Regions from separate parts of the Homo sapiens genome. Here region 1 is linked to region 2. A link is a contact called in ENCODE Hi-C or POLR2A ChIA-PET data. All regions are on one chromosome and are shown on one strand. The core of a region is the stretch at or near the end of the contact, and the rest is flanking DNA. Distances in the headings are between cores, read along the strand shown. Region 1 holds the start of ETF1 (eukaryotic translation termination factor 1). Region 2 holds the start of PPP2CA-DT (PPP2CA divergent transcript).

Region 1 (3,301 bases), core at 771-3,270, 4.3 Mb before region 2:
CCATAAACTAGCTGTGGACTCTGAGCAGATCCCTTTCACTTTTCTTTGCCTCAGTTTCCCCATGTATGAAATGGAGGTCATACCCCCATCTTCAAAGTGTGGACACAGTTTATAACACATGCAAAAAGTATTCAAAAACCATACAAATGAAAGCGCATGACGGACATCCCTACTTACATGTCTCATAAGCAATCTCAAACTTAACAGGCCCAAGATGAAATTCTCAATCATCCCCCAACACCTACTCCTCACCTTTCCCACCTCAGTAAATGTCACCACTTCAGTACTCTGGGAACCATTCTTGGTTTTCCTCAACCAATCCATCATCCAGTCCTATTCACTTTTTTTTTTTCCTCGAGACAAGGTCTCGCTCTGTCACCCAGGCTGGAGTGTAGTGGTGTGATCTCAGCTCACTGCAGCCTCGAATTCCTCGGCTCAAGGGTTTCTCCCACCTCAGCCTCCCAAGCAGCTGGGACTACAGGCGCGGGCCACCACACCAGGCTAATATTTTGTAATTTTGTAGAGACGGAATCTTGCCATGTTGCCCAGGCTGCTCGCAAACTCCTGGGCTCAAGCGATCCTCCCCTTTGGCCTCCCAAAGTGCTGGGATTACAGCCGTGGGCCACTGCACCAGGCCCTTCATTCACTTCTATCTGCACTGTCACCACCCTAATGTAAGCGAAAATCATCTCTCACATGATAATGAAGCAGCCAAAATGGTCTCTGGGCTTCTCCTGTACTCTCTCCAGTCCACACCAGGGCTCTAAACCCTTTAAACTACCCACTGTTCTTGAAAGAAACCAAACTTCTGAATCTGGCTTAAAAGACCCTACATGACCTCTTCCCCTGCTGCTCCCTCAAACCACTCTCCCCGTCCCTGACCTTGTGCCAGCACACTGGCGTTTCTGTAGTTCTCAACTGTATTCTGTTTCCTCCTGACAAACTCTTAATCATCCTTTGGGTCTCATTTCAGAGCTGGGTCCCCGCCATACACTCTCAGAGCACCCTGAAGTACTTAAGCATTTGTGTAATTATTTTATTACAAAAAGTATAAAATCACAAACTTAAAAACCCAATCGACTATAAGCTCCATAAGGGTAAGTACTGTCATCTGTTTGGTTCACCTCTGTATCCCCAGGAAAACAGGGTCCAGCACACGGTCTGGGCTCAATATTTGAACCCAGACGAGGTGAGGGGGGACAAAGTAGCCACCTAAAAATCCTAACTCAAAAAGATAAAGTTCTAACCGTATGTGGATGCCCATTTTGTTTCAACTCTCTCCACCCCCATTCTCAACGGCTCAGGCCAAATCATACATGGGACCAGATACCTCAGGTCTCCAAGCTCAGGCAGCCCCCGCTGTCTTCCACCCCATAAAGTTCTAAGTCCAAAGTGAGCCCGTCCTAGCTCTGGGGCGAGAGAAAACAGGCCTCTTTCGCCCCTGCAGGTGAGGGTCCCGGACCGCCCGGAGGCAGGTTCCTCATCCAGACCTACTGGCCAGGACTCCTCCACACTATTCCGTGCAGCCATGACGCACGCAGACCGCAGCACTTCGTCAGCGAAGAAGCCGCTGAGCGCGAGGCGCTTCTTCGCGGCTTCTCAAGCACCGTTCAAACCGCGCGTCGGGCCCAAGTGCCTAGCTTCGAGTCGCAAAGCCTCAGATGTCCACCCTATTCAAGGAGAATGGACTGAAAAGACGACGACCCCGGTCCTCTCTCTTTAAGAACCACCCCCATTCGAGCCTGACGGGGGCTCTCAGTAAACTCGCGAGAGCCACCGGCTTCCGCCCGCTTCCTCCTCTCGCCTTGCCGGGCCGGAAGAAAGGTGGCACCTCCCACCCCCCAGCCTTACCTCACAAGGCGGCGCGGACCCAGCTGCAGCCAATCGGCGGGCTCATTGTAGGCTGCGGGGCAGAGAGCCAATGAGAAGTCGCGGCGGACGCCCAGCTTCTCCTCACTCGCACCGGCCCCCTCCCTTCCGCCTGCCGCCTTCCACTCCGCCCCTGGCGGAGGAAGTGATGTCACAGGCCCCATGTGAGCGGATTGCAACACATGCAGCTGCCTGGAGAGAGGGAGCCGGTGTCCTACGTCAGAGCCGCCGCCGCCGCGGAGCCGCCGCCGGGGAGGAGCAGCCGCTGCCGCCCAGGACTGGGCCCTTAGGTAAGGCACAGGGAGGGAAAGGCCGGTGACCTTTGTGGCGAGCTGCACCGGACGGGAGGAGAGGGCCTCTGGGGGATGGCGAGGAAGGGGGCCGCTCTGCCCCAGCGGCGGCGCTAACTCTGTGGTCTTGGTGTCTCCGGGCCCCGCCGGGCCGCTCTAGGGAGGAGGAGGCGAGAAGATGGCGGACGACCCCAGTGCTGCCGACAGGAACGTGGAGATCTGGAAGATCAAGAAGCTCATTAAGAGCTTGGAGGCGGCCCGCGGGTGAGCGCCGCGTCCGGCACCCTCCGTGCCCTCTTGGTTCCCGGACCCCTCAGGATGGACGCCCCCGCGCCGCATGGCCGGATGAGGAGAACCAGGCACTAGCCAACTCCCGCCTTCTGGATCTCTGGGTAGTAGCCCCTGACCCAGGGGCGAGGGTCGGCGCGGTTGGCCCGAGAAGGGGTCCTTTCCCCGCATGGGGGTAAGGGGCCCGCGCTCCCCGGTTTAGATCACTCGGCCCCCCTCGTGGTAGGCCACCGCTACTTTTGCACCTCTCCCGGGCCCTTAAGTCCAGGTCCTCCCTCTTCGGGCTCCAGGTGCTGCCACCCGACTCGGGTGCTATTGTGGCAAAGTGTTCGGCCTTCCTTTCCCAGGGCCCTTCCCTGATTTCCTCTTCTCCCTTCATTTCTCAGCCAGGCCTCATTAAAATGGCCTCTCCCTTCTGGGCTTCTGAGACCCGGGTGGGTGAAGTTTGGATGGGACGGGAAGCAGAGGTGGCCAGGGACAGCTTCTTTCTGATTCCTGATTTCTCTGGGTCTTCCACCTGTCCCAAGATGACTTCTCCCAAGTCCTCTAATTACCCCGGAGCTTCCTGGTTTTAGCTGTTCCAGGACCCACCTATAAACTGAAAATGCCAACGTACGCGCGATGTGAGGGGTGCTGGGTAGGTTTTGGTTAATGAATCTGCATGTGTATGTCCAGGAGAAATACGGGTTAGGGGGCCGTTTGATAGGAATCATAACTACAGAGTCCCTGCTGGCATTTCTCTGAAACTTGTGGGGATATCGCTGTAGAGAGGCGCCTGATGTGCTTGATGCTTGTTGAGTGAGATTCATAATTGAATTAAATGGGCTTTGAGTCTTGTACATTTTGATAAGAAA
Region 2 (3,226 bases), core at 265-2,764:
TCTTAGGCAAGTCCCTTCTCTTTTCTGAGTGCCTGTCTGCTTCTTGCCCCATCAGACAGTTCTCACACAGGTTCATGGCAACGGTAAAGAATAAGATTAGACAGCACACTGGGTATGGCTTTATAATCACGGGCACTAAGTGATGATTTTTTCCTTATTCATTCCACTTGGTCTTAACTCTTACCCTTCTATTGTTTGGGGATGTTAACTGCAAAACAGGGACAGAATTTGGGCTAAAGGGTCTTTTTCCCAGTCTGGTAAATTAAGTATGTGATAAGACTTCTAGAAGAGTAGATTTAAGGTACTTTCTTTTGTGCACACTAATGGGAGGTGTGAAGGGAAAGCAGAATTGCAATTTCCAGCCTAGGGAGGCCAAGCCAGTCGGCCTTGCCAAACACGTTGTCTTGGATAAAGGAGGATTTTCAGTCCTGCTATTGGCTGATGGGGCCTCCAGTGCCTTCTTCAGCCTGTTGGTGGGGATGATGCCCTCAGAGCCGCAGAGTGAGCAGTCTCCTCCCAAGCATCGCTGAGCACTTGGGTGTGGAAGGGTTGCCTGATACTGAGGGTGGGGTTCCTGGAAGACAGGCGATCAGGTTCAGCTCTTGCCTTGCCCTTTATGGTTAAATGTTCTTTGGAAAGCTTCTATATCTTTCAAATCCTGGGGGCATTATGATCTCTCTTCTGCCTATCCCAAACCATCTTCAGCCAGTACTGTTGGGAGAATACAAGCTCCAGGGCATGGTCCCTGGTCCGTCTGGATGACCCCTCCGGATCTGGCATATAGCTGGCGCTCTATGGAACCAGATATTTATGTAAAAGCAGGGACAATGGAATGTGAAAACGTTTCGCAAACTCCAAAGCGATTCATAACCAGACAGAGGTCCAATCCTAGGGTATACGAGCTCTCTCTTTTAAGCACGTATCACAGCTGCTTCTCACGCCACCGAGACGCGGTCAGGACAGGTGCATCCATCTTCTCTGGGCTTCCCCTCTTGAAAGTAGGCCAGGGCGCGCAGGGGTTGAGGGTCTCTCATTCCCAGAGAGAATTAAACTTGGAGGAAAGCAACCACCGGCGAGGAGCGGGGCGCGTGGAAGCGAGCCGCGGTCCGAGGCCCAAAGAAAAGCCCAAGCCTCGCCCCCGCCATCGCGCCCGACGAGACACCTAGGTCCGGGGACGGGTGTGTGCCGCGGAAGTCAGGTGCACTGCGCAGCACTCCCCCGGTAGGTACACGCTCCTCCACCTACGAGTGACCTAATTACAAGGTGCCAGCCGCGCCCAGAGGTGGGGGTGGTTAATCCAAGCGGCCACTCGCTGCCCGTTCCTGCCCCCAAAGATGACGGAAACCCACACGATTACAGAGCCGCAGCACCCCAGATGAGCCACGGGGTCGCAATTCTCGTTTCCGTGATCGGACTGCCAGGCCCCAGGTGAGGAGCTGAGTTCATCACCAGAGCGGCCTTCCCAGGGGAACCAGTTACAGGCTGCCAGTGGCCCCGGCTTCCATCCGGTCTGCGCCTGCGCGCGGCCCAAGCCCTCGCCTCTCCTGGAATAGTGCTCAGGGATTAGTCCGGTTCGCCGCTGTGCGCACTGCGCATGCTCCAGCTCCATCCTTCCCTTCCCCCACCACCCCGCCCTCCGGGAGCCACGCCCAAAAAGTCAAGGCGCTTCAGTTACCAGCCGGCTACGTCGCGCCTGCGCTTTGACCCCCAGTTTGCGCCCCAACTCCGGTCGTGCGGCCGCCCGGGGAGGGCTCTGCAGTTGCGCAGCTTGCTCCCCGGCCCTTTTCCCCTCCGCTCCCCGCCGCCTCCTGACGCCGGGCGTGACGTCACCACGCCCGGCGGCCGCCATTACAGAGAGCCGAGCTCTGGAGCCTCAGCGAGCGGAGGAGGAGGCGCAGCGGCCGACGGCCGAGTACTGCGGTGAGAGCCAGCGGGCCAGCGCCAGCCTCAACAGCCGCCAGAAGTACACGAGGAACCGGCGGCGGCGTGTGCGTGTAGGCCCGTGTGCGGGCGGCGGCGCGGGAGCAGCGCGGAGCGGCAGCCGGCTGGGGCGGGTGGCATCATGGACGAGAAGGTGTTCACCAAGGAGCTGGACCAGTGGATCGAGCAGCTGAACGAGTGCAAGCAGCTGTCCGAGTCCCAGGTCAAGAGCCTCTGCGAGAAGGTGAGCTGTAGTACGGCTGCGGACAGCCGCCGCGGGGCCGAGCCCGCCGAGGAAAAGGCGGCCGTGAGGAGGGTGCAACATGGCGGAGGCCGCCGGTCCGGGCCCCCCGAGTCTCCGAGACCGGCGCCCATCCTGGCCGGCGGCGGCTTCCTAACGACCCGGCGCCCCCTGCCTCCCGCGCAGGGATTGGTTGCCGCCGCCGCCTAAAATGGCGCCGTTCACTCGACTCCTGGGCTTTTGAGTCAGCCGGCCTTGGCGCCAGACGAGGTGGCAGGGGGAGCGGAGACCCTGTGGGTCATCGTCAGGGACGGTTTTGAGGGTGAGCTGGCTTGGATTCTGCGGCTTGGGAATGGAGCCTGGGCCTCTCCGGTGGGCTGAGTAAGAGTCTTGCCGCTGGTACCCAGGCCTAGTTAGGTCCAGAGCTGCCCAGAGGATCCCCCAAAGGCAGTCTTGTTAGGCCGTATCCCAGAACATACCTAAAGGTCACACAGCTTTAGTACCCCTTGGTGGTTTGTATTAAACTCACCAAGCGATCTTCTCCAGAAATCAAGGTAAGGGGTGTCTTTAAGAATTTTTAAATTATTCTCTTAACCTAATTTTTACGAAGGTCATGGTGGTAGCTATAAGGGAGGAGTGTAACTTATTTTTCATAGTTGGAAGAAATCGGGAATTTGGTGAGTCATACTACATAAGGAGCTTTTGGATTGGAAATCAAGTGTCGGTTGAATATGATTTATATGCTGACTCAAAGCCTTCTCTAAGCTTAACACACTTGGCATTTTGCCGTTTATTTTTAAAATGAACAACATAAAATGGAAGAGCGGTAAATTTTGTATCTTTGTTGCAAAAATTACTTGATAGTATTTTGTGGCTGCAAGTAGTAGTAGTGATAATAACTGTCGACTGAGATTGTATTCCAGACATTGTGCTTAGTGTTTAAATAATGTCTCACATACACTGAAAATAGAATGTTGTAGTCCACTTAGTAACACTAAACTTTATATTAGCTAATTCCCTTTTGTTTTCCCCTGGGGGTTGGGGAAACAGGTAGTTAATTTAGCT

What was found. Hi-C counts contacts between places; a loop is a spot of excess contacts on that map. ChIA-PET counts read pairs that join two places held with the same protein, here RNA polymerase II (POLR2A). Pooled maps may share reads with other maps.
Region 1: a loop to region 2 is called in a map of CD8-positive, alpha-beta T cell, with 23 times the contacts of the local background. The contact joins the promoter of ETF1 here to the promoter of PPP2CA-DT in region 2. A Hi-C loop is called at or near these places in 1 of 168 maps with a recorded cell type or tissue (CD8-positive, alpha-beta T cell), 1 of 37 single-sample maps with no recorded cell type and 9 of 50 pooled maps. POLR2A ChIA-PET finds 5 or more read pairs at or near these places in 1 of 52 experiments (CD8-positive, alpha-beta memory T cell).

What each region holds. Positions count from the first base shown.
Region 1 is chr5:138,541,955-138,545,255 of GRCh38, reverse strand. It overlaps ETF1 (eukaryotic translation termination factor 1), which reads left to right and starts at 2,020. Exons shown (of 11, transcript NM_004730.4): 1 at 2,020-2,159; 2 at 2,320-2,423. The coding sequence starts at 2,338. RefSeq lists enhancers at 789-1,578, 1,460-1,859, 1,579-2,368, 1,310-2,509 and a silencer at 2,150-2,199.
Region 2 is chr5:134,224,698-134,227,923 of GRCh38, reverse strand. PPP2CA-DT (PPP2CA divergent transcript) reads right to left here and starts at 1,514. Exons shown (of 1, transcript NR_186539.1): 1 at 1-1,514. PPP2CA (protein phosphatase 2 catalytic subunit alpha) reads left to right here and starts at 1,851. Exons shown (of 7, transcript NM_002715.4): 1 at 1,851-2,164. The coding sequence starts at 2,063. MIR3661 (microRNA 3661) reads right to left here and starts at 2,167; the gene lies at 2,072-2,167. RefSeq lists enhancers at 551-1,070, 912-1,071, 1,071-1,592, 1,593-2,112, 2,452-2,561.